Regions from separate parts of the Homo sapiens genome. Here region 2 is linked to region 1. A link is a contact called in ENCODE POLR2A ChIA-PET data. All regions are on one chromosome and are shown on one strand. Each heading gives the region's core, a stretch centred on a gene start or an enhancer-like site at or near the end of the contact. The rest is flanking DNA. Distances are from core to core; before and after follow the strand shown. Region 1 holds the start of MUC22 (mucin 22). Region 2 has its middle 17 kb from the start of C6orf15.

Region 1 (6,107 bases), core at 1,444-3,943:
CGACAGAGCCACACTCCATCTCCAAAAAAAAAAAAAAGAATGGGGGTGAGGAGGAGAGTGGAGGGAGAGGTGGTGGCTGAGGAGTGATGCGGGGACGTTAGGATGGACATCATTCAGTGTTTGGTCCAGGGACCTCTGGGATCACACTGTCTGAAGAACCCACGCCATCCCACCAAGCTTACTGAATCAAGATCTTGCTTGGTGGGGTGTCAGGGCCTGGAAACCCAAGTTTTTAATCGTCTCCTTGGATGATACTTGTGCATACAGAACTGAGCTTGTTTGGATGCTGATGGAAAGGACCCAAGAAAGGTAAAGTGAGATGGGAGGGGAAGGAGAAATGCACTGAGCAAAGCCCCTGAGACGGCAGGAGGGTGAGACGGCGCCCAGCATTCAGATGGAGGAGTTGGTCCTTGCTAATCCACTGTAATGGGGCTACAGGAGACACTGTTGGTTACTTTATAGATCTAGTGGTAGGAAAAGAGGAGGGGCCTTTCAGCCCTTGCACACTTGCTCCCTTTTGTTAGGAAATATTATTTAAGTCTATGTTTTACAGTAGACCAAGTGTTCCATGGGGGTCAAGACCATGGCATTTCCCACTCCATTCCTCACCATGGCCTAGCACGCAGCAGTGCCTGGCCCAGAGGAGGAGCTCTATAAATGTTTGTTGAATGACTACATGAATGACAGTTTCTTCTGAGGTAAGGGGACTCTTGTTTAAAATCAGACAGATAGGACTGGAGTTCAGGATTAGGACAGGCGACGGGCAGATCTGGAAGGCATGGGTAGGTAGAGAACAGTTGAAGCATTCAGGGTGAAGGCAAGGGGAAAGAGAAGAAAAAGAACGCCGAGGGAAGTGCTGAAGCGGGCGAGGGAGCGAATCCAGAGTGGGGTGCAGGAAACAGATGCATACTGAGGAAGAAGGGGGAAGCACTCCAAATCCTCCACATCATCCAACCTATACCTTCTCTTTCAACCGCACCTCCCACTTCTTGACGAGCCATCCTACAGTAAAGGCAATGGAATGGATGAGCCAATTAACCTGGTGTCTCATAATTAGGGAAGATATGTTGATGTAAGAAATCAAAGACTGGAGTGAACAGTACTATCTCAGACAGCCCATTGGAGTCACACGGAGCCCAATTCACTTCTCCCCTGGGCTGTTTCCTTTCACAGCCATTGCTGATCCAATGTCAGAGCCAACCCCTCAGTGGCCGAACTCCGGTTTGTTTCTACCAGGGAAGTTCTCAGGGGATTATACATGGATTTGGAATCAGGCAGCATCCGAAGAAGGGTTGAAGCAAAAAATCAAAAAACAGTAGATGTTGGCGTAGATGCAGTGATCAGGGAACACTTCTACACTGCTAGTGGGAATGTAAACTAGTACAATCACTATGGAAAACAGTGTGGAGATTTCTTAAAGAACTAAAAGTAGATCTACCATTTGATCCAGTAATCCCACTACTGGGTATCTACCCAGAGGAAAAGAAGTCATTATACAAAAAAGACACTTGCACACACATGTTTATAGCAGCACAATTCACAATTGCAAAGTCATGGAACCCAAATGCCCATCAATCAACGGTGGATAAAGAAACTGGCATATATATACGATGGAATACTACTCAGCCATAAAAAGGAATGAATTAATGGCATTTGCAGTGACCTGGATGAGACTGTAGACTATTATTCTAAGTGAAGTTACTCAGGAATGGAAAACCAAACATCGTATGTTCTCACTGATAGGTGGGAGCTAAGCTGTGAGGACTCAAACGCATGAGAATGATACAGTGGACTTTGGGCACTAGGGAGGAAGGACGGGGGAGGCACGAGAGATAAAAGACTACAGATAGGGTGGGTGCGGTGTACACTGCTTGGTGACGGGTGCACCAAAGTCTCACAATTCACCAATAAAGCACTTACATAACCAAATATCACCTGTACCCAAATAACCTATGGAAAAAAAACAAAGAAGGATTGAAGGATTTTTACTTGACTTTAGACTGAGATCCTGGTTTTAATTTGGAATTAAGAATGCTATTGGAACTAGAGTTTTCCGGTTAAAAAAAAAAACTTTTATCCAAGATACAAAGGAAAGTAAAATCTCACCCCCCTCCATTTCCCCAGCACCGCCCCACCGCCCCACCACATGTGCTCACAACCACAGCTGGGGGAGACTAATACAGATTTGCTTCTAAGACAGCATCAGAATCATGGTCAGTGGAATTGGGATCAGTACTGGCTTTTGCAGAAATGGGCAAAAAAAAAAAAAAAAAAATGAATCATCATTGTTTCTGGAAGAAGAGTCATGCCTGGGCAGGGGATTCCCCATCTCCTTCAGGGCTTATGTGGCCTCCATGCCCCTCTCCCTCCTTAACTGCTAAGTCACTTACTGGGTCCCAGAAGTCCAAAGAGAAGCAGCCACAGGAACCAGAAAGCAGGAGAGATATTTCCTCTTCTCATCTCTAAATGATGCACATAGAAGTTGTCATTTAGATGCCTGGGTTCCAAAGGAAGGATAGGTCAAAGAGGCAGAGAGACAAGGGGCAAACCCCCTGGGCCTTGATAGAAAATAAAGTTGCACAAAAAGACCCAAAGGCCAGCCAGTGCCAGGGTAAGCCTTGTAGGCAGATGGCATGGTTGGGGGGAGCCCCCAAATTGCTCCACAGTTTGGCTTCTTATTTTTCTTCTTTTTTCCTCGCAAACGTGTCTGTGGCATTTATAGCTGATACTGAGTAGGGGAGGCCAGAACTTTGGGTCCTCCCTCCCCAGGGAGGGGCATTTCTGCGCTGTGCTTTCTGCAGGGCCGTTTGGAGAGATGTACCCTACAGGAATCAAGGCGGAGGAGAGAGCAGAGTCGGCAAGACCAGAGGGCGCACACATGAGGAGGGGCAGGGAGGGAGGCAGAATGAGGGGATCAAACTTGTCGGAGTGGAAGGGACCCACCCTTTGAACCAGAGCTGACCTGAAACCTGTTTTCCCTGGGTATGCCTCATTTTCAAAGCAGGAGGCCTTTGTAGAAGAAAGAAGGAAGAAGAGAAGAAAAGGAAACAAATGGATGGTAAAGGTCAATAGCAGTCTATCTAGGGGAAGCTGGGGATTTGGAGGGTGATAAGAGCATCAGGACACACGCCCGGCTTTCTCCAGAGTGCTCCTTCCCAGCTGCAGAGCAGCACATGGCTACGTGAGTGATACACTCCACTCCCTGTGAGCTCTCCAAGGGTGGGGAAAGTGGACACTGAGTGAGTCTCACTTCTAGTATCAAGCGGAAGTGAGTAGGGAAGAGGATGGGGCACGGAACTACCCATTTCCCTGAGTCAATCTTTGGCAATGGCTCTTAAGCATAGGTCAGGGACCCTGACTCACCTGCGTCCCTATTTCTAGGCTCACAACTAGCAGTTGATTGAAATTTACCCCGTGTAATTCAGATATGCAAGGAAAAATGTAGTTTGGCTTGCTATAACTCACCCAACTCAGTTTCCAGACTCTCTTTCCCACCAATGGCAGGGAAGCCTGGGGTTGGAAATGAGGATACGGGTATAAGCTTGCCAAATATTGGTGATGAAATTTCATTTTCTTTTAAAAGTGTCTCTTTTGGAAGGCATACTGTATGGTTCTAATTATATGAAAGTCAAGTACATGGAAAAATCAACTGATGATGATTAAAGTCAAAATACTGGCTACCTCTAGGGTGGCACTGATGGGGAGGAGGCAGGGGAGGCTTCTGGGGTGATAAGAATGTGGCACATCTTGATCTGGAAAGCGGGTAGGTGAGTGTATGCATGTGTTAAGATTCAACAATTGGCCGGGTGCGGTGGCTCATGCCTGTAATCCCAACACCTTGAGAGGCTGAGGTGGGAGGATTGTGTGAGCCCAGGAGTTCAAGAGCAGTCTAGGCAACATAGCAAGACCCTGTCTCTATTTCTTTAAAATAAATACATTAAAGAATTAAATAAAATTCAACGACTTGAGCACTTATGTGTCCACTCTGCACATTTTACTGCATATATTTTAAGCCTCAATTTAAAGATTAAAAACAACAGTCAAGGGTACAAACTTTCAGTTATAAGAAGAATGAGTTCTGGAACTTTAATCACATGGAGACTATAATTAACAATATTGTATTGTCTATCTGAAATTTGCTAACACACACAGAAAAGAAATGGTAAATATGTGTTGGTGATGTGTTCATTAGTTTGATAGTGGTAATTATTTCACAATGTATACTCATCAAATCAACACATTGTACACGCTGAAAACATATAATTTTTGTCTATTTTACCTCAGTAAGCTTGGGGGGAGAATTAAAAACAATAAGAAAGAAAAAAATTTTGGTGGCTCACGCCTGTAATCCCAACACTTTGGGAAGCCAAGGTGGGCGGGTTAGGAGTTTGAGACCAGCCTGATCAACATGGTGAAACCCCATCTCTAATAAAAATAAAAATAAAAATAAATTAGCTGGGCGTAGTGGCGGGTGCCTGTAATCCCAGCTACTTGGGAGGCTGAGGCAGGAGAATTGCTTGAACCCGGGAGGCAGAGGTTGTAGTGAGCCAAGATCGCACCACTGCACTCCAGCCCGGGTGACAGAGTGAGACTCCGTCTCAAAAAAAAAAAAAAGAAAGAAAAAGAAAACAATGTTTCAGGTCTCTTTTGGGTAAATACTTGGCCATATGAAATTTAATGCCCCTCTCAGGACTGTTTTCCCCCCATTTCAAGGGCTCTCCCCTCCACTTCTTTCCTGCACGTCCTCTGAGGGGGAATTTATGCCTCCTACTGGCAATGTGGGAACAAGACTTCGGCCCTTCAAGCTGGTCTCTCCTGAGCTCCCTCTCGTTCCATCTGGTCACTGGGATCCTGCATTGGCATCCAACGACTCTGAGACACAGTACTACCATTGTCTTCATTTTACAAATAAGGAAACTAAACCATGGAGAAGTCAAGTAATTTGGCCAAACTCACAAAGTTAGTAAGTGATGGAGTCAGGAATTAAACTATCAGTCCAGCTGCAGAGCCTGTGCTCTTCGCCATTATAAAAGGAGGTTGTCATGTCCAAACAGGACTTTGAGTCTGGCCCCTGAATATCTTCCTCCAACCAGACTGCCTGTTCCCAACTTCATCTGACATAGAAATTCTGGAGCTGTCACTGTTAGAAAGTATGCGGAATATAAAACCACAAAGCTACAGAGGCCCAGCTATGTGGAATTTGAAAAACAGATGGACGAGTCATCATAAGGGACATGTCGGGAAAATTAATGAGTTAAGAGCAGGTTGCTCGAGTGGAGCTGACTGGTCCGAGAACATTTTTTTAAATGCCTCCTTGGAGAGTCTGAGTCATGAGGGTTCTGATGACTAGGAAGGAAAGAGCAAACAGGGGTTGTGGGCTTAGGACTTGGGTTTGTTTTAGAGAGTAAGAGATTAGTTTCGCACAGAGTAGGGAATTCCAGGGACCCGGCAATTACGTAGAGTACACAATTTATAAACATAGCATAGATTTGAAATTCGCCCTTGAATGACCTGTGCTGAAAGTTTGATTTAGGAAAGGCCTGTGTTCCAGATTCTCGCTGCCATCTCTCTCAACCTCACCCTGTACCGGCTTAGATTTTCTTCAACCTGGCTGGACAAGGGGTCTGCTTTCCCTTCTAATTTTAGTTTACCCCCAATTCAAGTAGAGTTATTTTCATCACAAGGAGTCTCAATGGTACCTTCCATATAGCATATAGTTCATCAGAAAGTAACAAAAAGAAGAAGATTTTCTGTGAAATATAGCCTGATATGGTCTATGTCTGTGACCCATTTTCCCACAAACGGACCACTCTGATGGCAGCCACTGTCCCTGGATTTGGAGATCTCTCCTACAGCTGCTTAAGCTTCTTCAGCTATCTGGAGCCACCATTTGTGTAGAAATGTCCTATGTGCTTGAGTGCCCATCTTCAAATTTTCTGTTGTGTATACGTTCAAAAACAATTTTGAAAAGCTGTTTTCCCTCCTCTGTCTATGTTTAATCTAAATTTTTTATCATACATTTAATTATTGCAAAGAATGTAATTTCTACCATATTGTAAATGTAGACATTGAAATAATAAAAGTTTTTACTACTCTTTAAAATGTTT
Region 2 (6,694 bases), core at 3,241-5,740, 84 kb before region 1:
TCATCCATGTTGTAGCACATATCAGTACTTTATTTCTTTTTATTTTCAAATTCATTTTTATTCTAGCGTATGGCTGTATATATCACATTTTATTTTCCATTCATCCGTTGAGGGACATTTAGGCCATTTCCATTTTTTATTGTTGTTGTTGTTGTCGTTGTTGTTTGGCTATTATGAATAATGCTGCTATGAACATTTGTGAACAAGTTCTTGTGTAGACATAGATTTTCATTTTTCTGGGCTATAAACCTAGAAGTAGGATTGCTGAGTCATACAGTAACTCCATGTTCAACCTTTGGAGGAATGGTCAGACTATTTTCCAAAGTGCTGTACCATTTCACTGTCCAACAGCTGTGCATGAGAGTGCCAATTTTTCCACACCCTTGCCAACACTTATTATCTCTCTTTTTACTATAGCCAGCCTAGTGGGTGTGAAATTATATCTCACTGAGGAATATAACTGCTTTTAGTTAGGTACACATCTTTTACATAAATTTTAGAATTTTGCGGGCCAAGCACGGTGGCTCACACCTGTAATCCCAGCACTTTGGTAGGCTGAGGAGAATGGATCACCTGAGGTCAGGAGTTCAAGACCAGTCCGGCCAACATGGCAAAACCCTGTCTCTACTGAAAAAACAAAAATTAGCCGGGCGTGGTGGCACATGCCTGTAATCCCAGCTAGTCGGAAGGTTGAGGCATGAGAATCGCTTGAACCCAGGAGGCGGAGGTTGCAGTGAGCCGAGATCACTCCATTGCACTCCAACCTGGGTGACAGAGCGAGACTTCGTATCAAAAAACAAAAACAAAAAAACAAACAAGAATCTCACAACATATTTTCTCCCCCTAATATAACACACTTCAATAATCTCTTGACCATTATTACATAATGAATTTTTCTCTCATTATGATATACTGACTTGATCTGTTAGCAGTATTAAATCTTATGCATATCTTATTTGTATTTTATTATAACTAGTAGGGCAATTTAAATATTCAATATTCTAGAAGATGAAGAATTGGGTTGACTTGGTTAGCTCTTCTTTTTAGTGATATTTTTGGTTAATTTATTGTCTTGGTACCTACTATTGAAACTCCCTTCTCTTTCATTATTGCCTCTGACATCATCTCATGTCAGACGTTCTTATTTCTGCTAACATTCATATTTACAGCAGGGCTGTTACTGGCGGTGAATCCGTAGGTGTCTGCAGCAACCTCAATTCTTACCTCCTCAGAAGAAAGAATTTGACTGAGGGGCATAAGGCAGGAGACAACGAGGCAAGTTTTAGAGCAGGAGTGAAAGTTTATTAAAAGGCTTTAGAGCAGGAAGGAAAGTACATTTGGAAGAGGGCCAAGTGGACGACTTTAGAGATCAAGTATGTGGTTTGATCTTTTGACTTGGGTCTTTTTTTGTTTGTTTTTTGTTTTTTTTTTTTTTGAGATGGAGTCTCTCCCTGTCACCCAGGCTGGAGTACAGTGGTGCAATCTTGGCTCACTGCAACCTCCGCCTCCCGGGTTCAAGCGATTCTCCTGCCTCAGCCTCCCAAGTAGCTGGGATTACAGGTGTGCACCACCAAGCCTGGCTAATTTTTGTATTTTTAGTAGAGACGGGGTTTCACCATGTTGGCCAGGCTGATCTCAAACTCCTAATCTCAGGTGATCTGCCCACCTTGGCCTCCCAAAGTGCTGGGATTACAGGTGTGCCACTGCACCCGGCCTGACTTGAGGTTTTATACATTGCATGCTTCGGGGGTCTTGGTGTTCCTTCTCCCTTGATTCTTCCCTTGGGCTGGGCTGTCCATATGTGCAGTGGTCTGCTAGCCCTTGGAAAGGGCGGCATGCACAGTGTGTTTACTGGAGTTGTACGCATGCTCACTTGAGGCGTTCTTCCCTTGCCAGTCTAAAATTCGTAGAGGAAGGACATACACCAGTTAAACTCCACAGTTTTGCCTCTTAGTGAGCATGCTTGAGTCCACTCGCCCAACTCCTGAGATCTTATCAGGAAGCTGCTGATCACCAGTTTCAGGTTTTTTCTATCTATTGGGATCTGCCTGTCCCTGGCGCCAGCTGCTACCAGTTATTATTTTAGAGAAACAGTTAATAACCGCCTGGCCATCACCTGATGCTCGCCTGGCATTCCTGGTGGGTGTGTGTGGTAGGAAGCCCTCTCCTGCTCTGCTCGTGCCTGACTAGCTGCCTACTATAACAGGGCTACTTGGCTTTCTCAGCATTCTCTGTGGGTTTTCTGCTTACACAGACAAAAGCAAGCACCTATCTTTGCTTTATAAACAGACACATAATTAATAGAAGAGACAAAATGAATAGTTCCCTTTTTATTAAAATAAAATTTTAAAACTCAATTCTTCTCTATTACAGTCATCTTTTGTGCCCTTTATGTGAATTTTTATCTGTTATTATCGTGATTTCATGGCCTGCCACAGATTCAATTTACTTCAATTAACCATAATTATCATTCCTCCTCCCATCTTCTTTCTTTCATGCCCGACTGTCAACTTGAACAATGGGAGCTCTTTGAAATTGGCTCCTTTGTCTTTTTAAGCACTGTCCTTGACTTACTTTCCTTCCTTCCTTCCCTCCTTCCTTCCTTCTTTCCTTCCTTCCTTCTCTCTCTCTCTCTTTCTTTCTTTTCTTTCTTTTTTGCGACAGGGTCTCACTGTTGCCCAGATTGGAGTGGCACAGTCACAGCTCACTGCAGTCTTGACCTTCCCAGCATCAGATGATCCTCCCATTTCAGCCTCCCACATAGCTGGGACTACAGGCATGCATCACCATGCCCAGCTACTTTTTGTATTTTTTGTAGAGATGGGGTTTCGCCACGTTGCCCAGGCTGGTCTTGAACCCCTCTGCTCAAGTGATCTGTCCGTCTTGGCCTCCCAAAGTGCTGGGATTACAGGCATGAGCCACGTGCCCAGCCTGTCCTTCACATTCTTGAAGTCATCCTTGCTCTATGGCAACAACAGAACATTCAAGTCCTGTCCTGATTCTTTCCTTCTCTGAGACATGGAATCAGTTGTCACCTAAGCCTTGCATTCTAAGGGGTCCTAGTTTCTATAAATGAAAAACAGTATTTGAAACCAAAGGCTAGGTCCTGGGGTTCCACATGACAGCTAGTGACAAAACTACTACCTCCTCTGTTGGCCACTTTTTTGTTTGTTTGTTTGTTAGTTTGAGACAGAGTCTTGCTGTGTTGCCAGGCTGGAGTGCAGTGGTGCCATCTTGGCTTAGTGCAACCTCAACCTCCCAGGCTCAAGCAATCCTCCCACCTCAGCCTCCCAAGTAGCTAGGACTACAAGTGCACCACCATGCCTGGCTAATTTTTTTTTTTTTTTTTTTAAATAGAGACAGGGTTTCACCATGTTGCCCAGGCTGGTCTCAAACTCCTGGGCTGAAGCCATCTGCCCATCTCAGCCTCCCAAAATGCTGGGATTACAAGTGTGATCCACTGTGCCTGGCCCATAGTTGGCCACTTTTTAAGATAGACGTTAATGTCAAATTTGCTAACTTAACATGCTGTTTGTTGTATCCTACTTGCATTAGAGAGAGCAGGGTAGACTCATCATGAAAACTTTCCACATCACTGAGAGACAATGAAGGGACCATACCCAGGTTTATGCAGGAATGAAGTGAAGGAATATGTGGAAGTTAAAGTCAGTGTGGGGAAGGCTGGAGAGTGTGAATTGGGCAACACTCCACGTAAGGTGAGGTCAGCTGGGAAACCAGTCCACTGTAGAGATTTTGAAGTCATAAGTTTGAGATAAGGTGAAGTGCTCAGTGATTTTTCCACCTGTTATTTTCACCTAACAAAGACCTGTTTGAGCTATAGTCATTCAGGATGTGACCATGTGTCCCCCACCCCCAAAAGATACGCTGAAATCTTAATCCCTGGTACCTCAGAATGTGATCTGATTAGGAAATAGGGTCTTTATAGAGGTCATCAAGTTAAAATGAGGTCATTAGGGTGAGCCTTAATCCAATAGAATTTGAGTGGAGCCTGGAGCATCTGCAGGACCCAAGAAAGTGACCACAGAGAGGGGCCAAGGGGTGGGGGTGCTGGTGCTGACACTGCAGAGCCTTCTAGGCCTTCTTAGGGATTTGGCATTTTACCTGTATCTGAAGAACAAGGGTTGCACTGATGGCAAGCCAAGATGCATTGTGTTTGCTAGGGGCTGCCAAGTTGCCAAGAGAGGAAATGACTCTGCAGATGGTTCTGCAGGGCCTGGCACAGGGCGAGTTTCCTGCATGAGGGAGGTGCTTTTATTTAATTGTTAAATTTGTTTCCTGTTTATGCCCTTCTTTCTCATATGGGGATGTTCATGGCCTCCTGCCTGGGTGGTGACAGCACTCTCCTAACTGGCCTCATACCCACAGGCTCTGCGTCCTCCAGCCCATCCTATAAGTCAGTTCATCAGACCTCTACCCTGCTCAGGTACTGGCTGGGTGCAGAGCCTGCAGCTTGCACAGAAGGTCGTTCCTGTGCAGCTGACTGCCCCTCCAGGCTCTGTCTGTCTCTTGTCCTCACCCTCACCCCTGCTCCTGCTCTCTGCTGGGCAGACACCACTGGTGGAACTCATGAACATTTGCAGAACTAATGACTGAAGGCACCAGGGCCCTGGCAGCCACCCCACCCTGCATGCAACTGGAGCTCTTCACCACTCTGCACTTTGGTTCTGTGATTTGCCCACCTCCTCTTTCTCTGCCTGTTAAATGGAACATTCATTTGCTACATTCCAGTTCCAGAAGCTTTTAACAAAACCCAGGGAATCCTAGAAGGGTACAGTAAGAGGAATGGAAAGAGGAAAGAAGTTAAAATGTATTTGGTGGCCAGACGCAGTGGCTCATGGCTGTAATCCCAGCACTTTGGGAGGCCGAGGCGGGCGGATCACTTGAGATCAGGAATTCAAGACCAGCCTGGTCAATATGGCAAAACCCCATCTCTACTAAAAATATAAAAATTAGCTGGGCGTAGTGGCGGGCAACTGTAATCCTAGCTACTCGGAAAGCTGAGGCACGAGAATCACTTGAACCCCAGAGGCAGAGGTTGCAGTGAGCTGAGATCGCACTACTGCACTCCAGCCTGGGTGACAGAGTGAGACTCCAATTCCAAAAATAAATAAATAAATAAATAAATAAATAAATGTGTTTGGTTCAGGGGAAAGACTAAAGCTACTGAATAACCTTTGATGTTAAATAAAATTATAACTTTAAATAGATGTAAGGGAAATCATGAATTAGACTAGAACTAAAGATGCATGTTTTAAACTACTGGAAGGGCTGAAACAACAACATAGAGAGCAACCCTTTCGGTGAAAATCAGGGGAAAAAATAGTACTCAGAAAAAATAAAGTAATATAGACATAAAAGCTTATCTCTTTTTTAAACAGAGTATTCGTGTTCCATGAAACTGCTGGTGATAATTTTTAAAAAGTGTATTCATGGAGAAAGTTCTGATGAGATATTATTTCGGCGGTTATTCCTTGGTGGTAGAAGCTTTTCAGGACTTTTCAACTTTGTACTTTGTACTTTTACAAAGACCTGTATAGTACTGGGTTTATAATAAAAACAAAACAAACACAAAAGCCCATTCATCTGCAAACAACTCATTGTTCAAGTCTTTCCTGACCCTCCCACTGAACTCCCAGGCTGATGGTGACTTTCTCATGACATTGAAGGACATTGAATAATTATAACTACTGTAACTAATGGGCCCAGCACTAAGCTCTCTAAGCCTCATCTTCCTTATCTGTAAAGTGGGGATAGTCAGAGTTCCCATGTGATAGGCTTGTTGAGATGACTCAACCAAATATTTGTATACGAAATTCTTAGCATCGTGTCTGGCACGATAAGAACTCAATAACAATTTGCTGTTGTTACCATTATTATTATAATTTATTTTATGTTATTTTTTGAGTGACAGAGTGTCACTCTGTCCCCCAGGCTGGAGTGCAGTGGCACGATCTTGGCTGACTGCAACCTCCACCTGCTGGCTTCAAAGGATTCTCCTGCCTTAGCCTCCTGAGTAGCTGGGAATACGCCCCCGGCTAATTTTTTTTTTTTTTTTTTTTTTGAGACTCGCTCTGTCACCTAGTCTAGAGTGCAGTGGTGCGATCTCGGCTCACTGCAACATACGCCTCCCAAGTTCAAGCGATTCTCCTGCCTCAGACTCCTGCATAGCTGGGATTACAGGCACCCGCCATCATGCCCAACTAATTTTTGTATTTTTGGTAGAGATGGGGTTTCACCATGCTGGCCAGGCTGGTCTTGAACTCCTGACTTCAGGTGATCAGCCCACCTCAGCCTCCCAAAATGTTGGGATTACAGGTGTAAGCCACCGTGCCCAGCCTAATTTTTGTATTTTTAGAAGAGACGGGGGTCTCACCATGTTGACCAGGCTGGTCTAGAACTCCTGATCTCAGGTGATCTGACCACCTTGGCCTCCAAAAGTGCTAGGATTACAGGTGTGAGCCACTGCACCCAGCCTCTAACTTACTTTAATTCCAAACATCCTTCCAAGGTAGGCATTATGAGCTTTATAAATGATGAAAATATGGCTCAGAGAGGTTAAGTAATTTGCCTAAAGTCACACAGCTAGTAAAGGGTTTCCTAGGACATTACATGAAAGTTAATCACCTACGAATGAAAGTTGTGGGGAGTCTGTGCACAGTGAATGAGAGGCACT

What was found. ChIA-PET counts read pairs that join two places held with the same protein, here RNA polymerase II (POLR2A).
Region 2: POLR2A ChIA-PET joins it to region 1 with 10 read pairs in OCI-LY7. The contact joins the enhancer-like site here to the promoter of MUC22 in region 1. POLR2A ChIA-PET finds 5 or more read pairs at or near these places in 2 of 52 experiments (OCI-LY7 and activated naive CD4-positive, alpha-beta T cell).

Annotation. Positions count from the first base shown.
Region 1 is chr6:31,007,060-31,013,166 of GRCh38, reverse strand. It overlaps MUC22 (mucin 22), which reads right to left and starts at 2,693. Exons shown (of 4, transcript NM_001395414.1): 1 at 2,391-2,693. The coding sequence starts at 2,460.
Region 2 is chr6:31,092,312-31,099,005 of GRCh38, reverse strand. No RefSeq gene overlaps it. Among named protein-coding and RNA genes, the nearest start is that of C6orf15, 17 kb to the left of the region's middle. Within about 2 kb of position 4,490, at least 6 of the 41 ENCODE cell types and tissues checked have a DNase peak (open chromatin) inside an H3K27ac peak, as active enhancers do.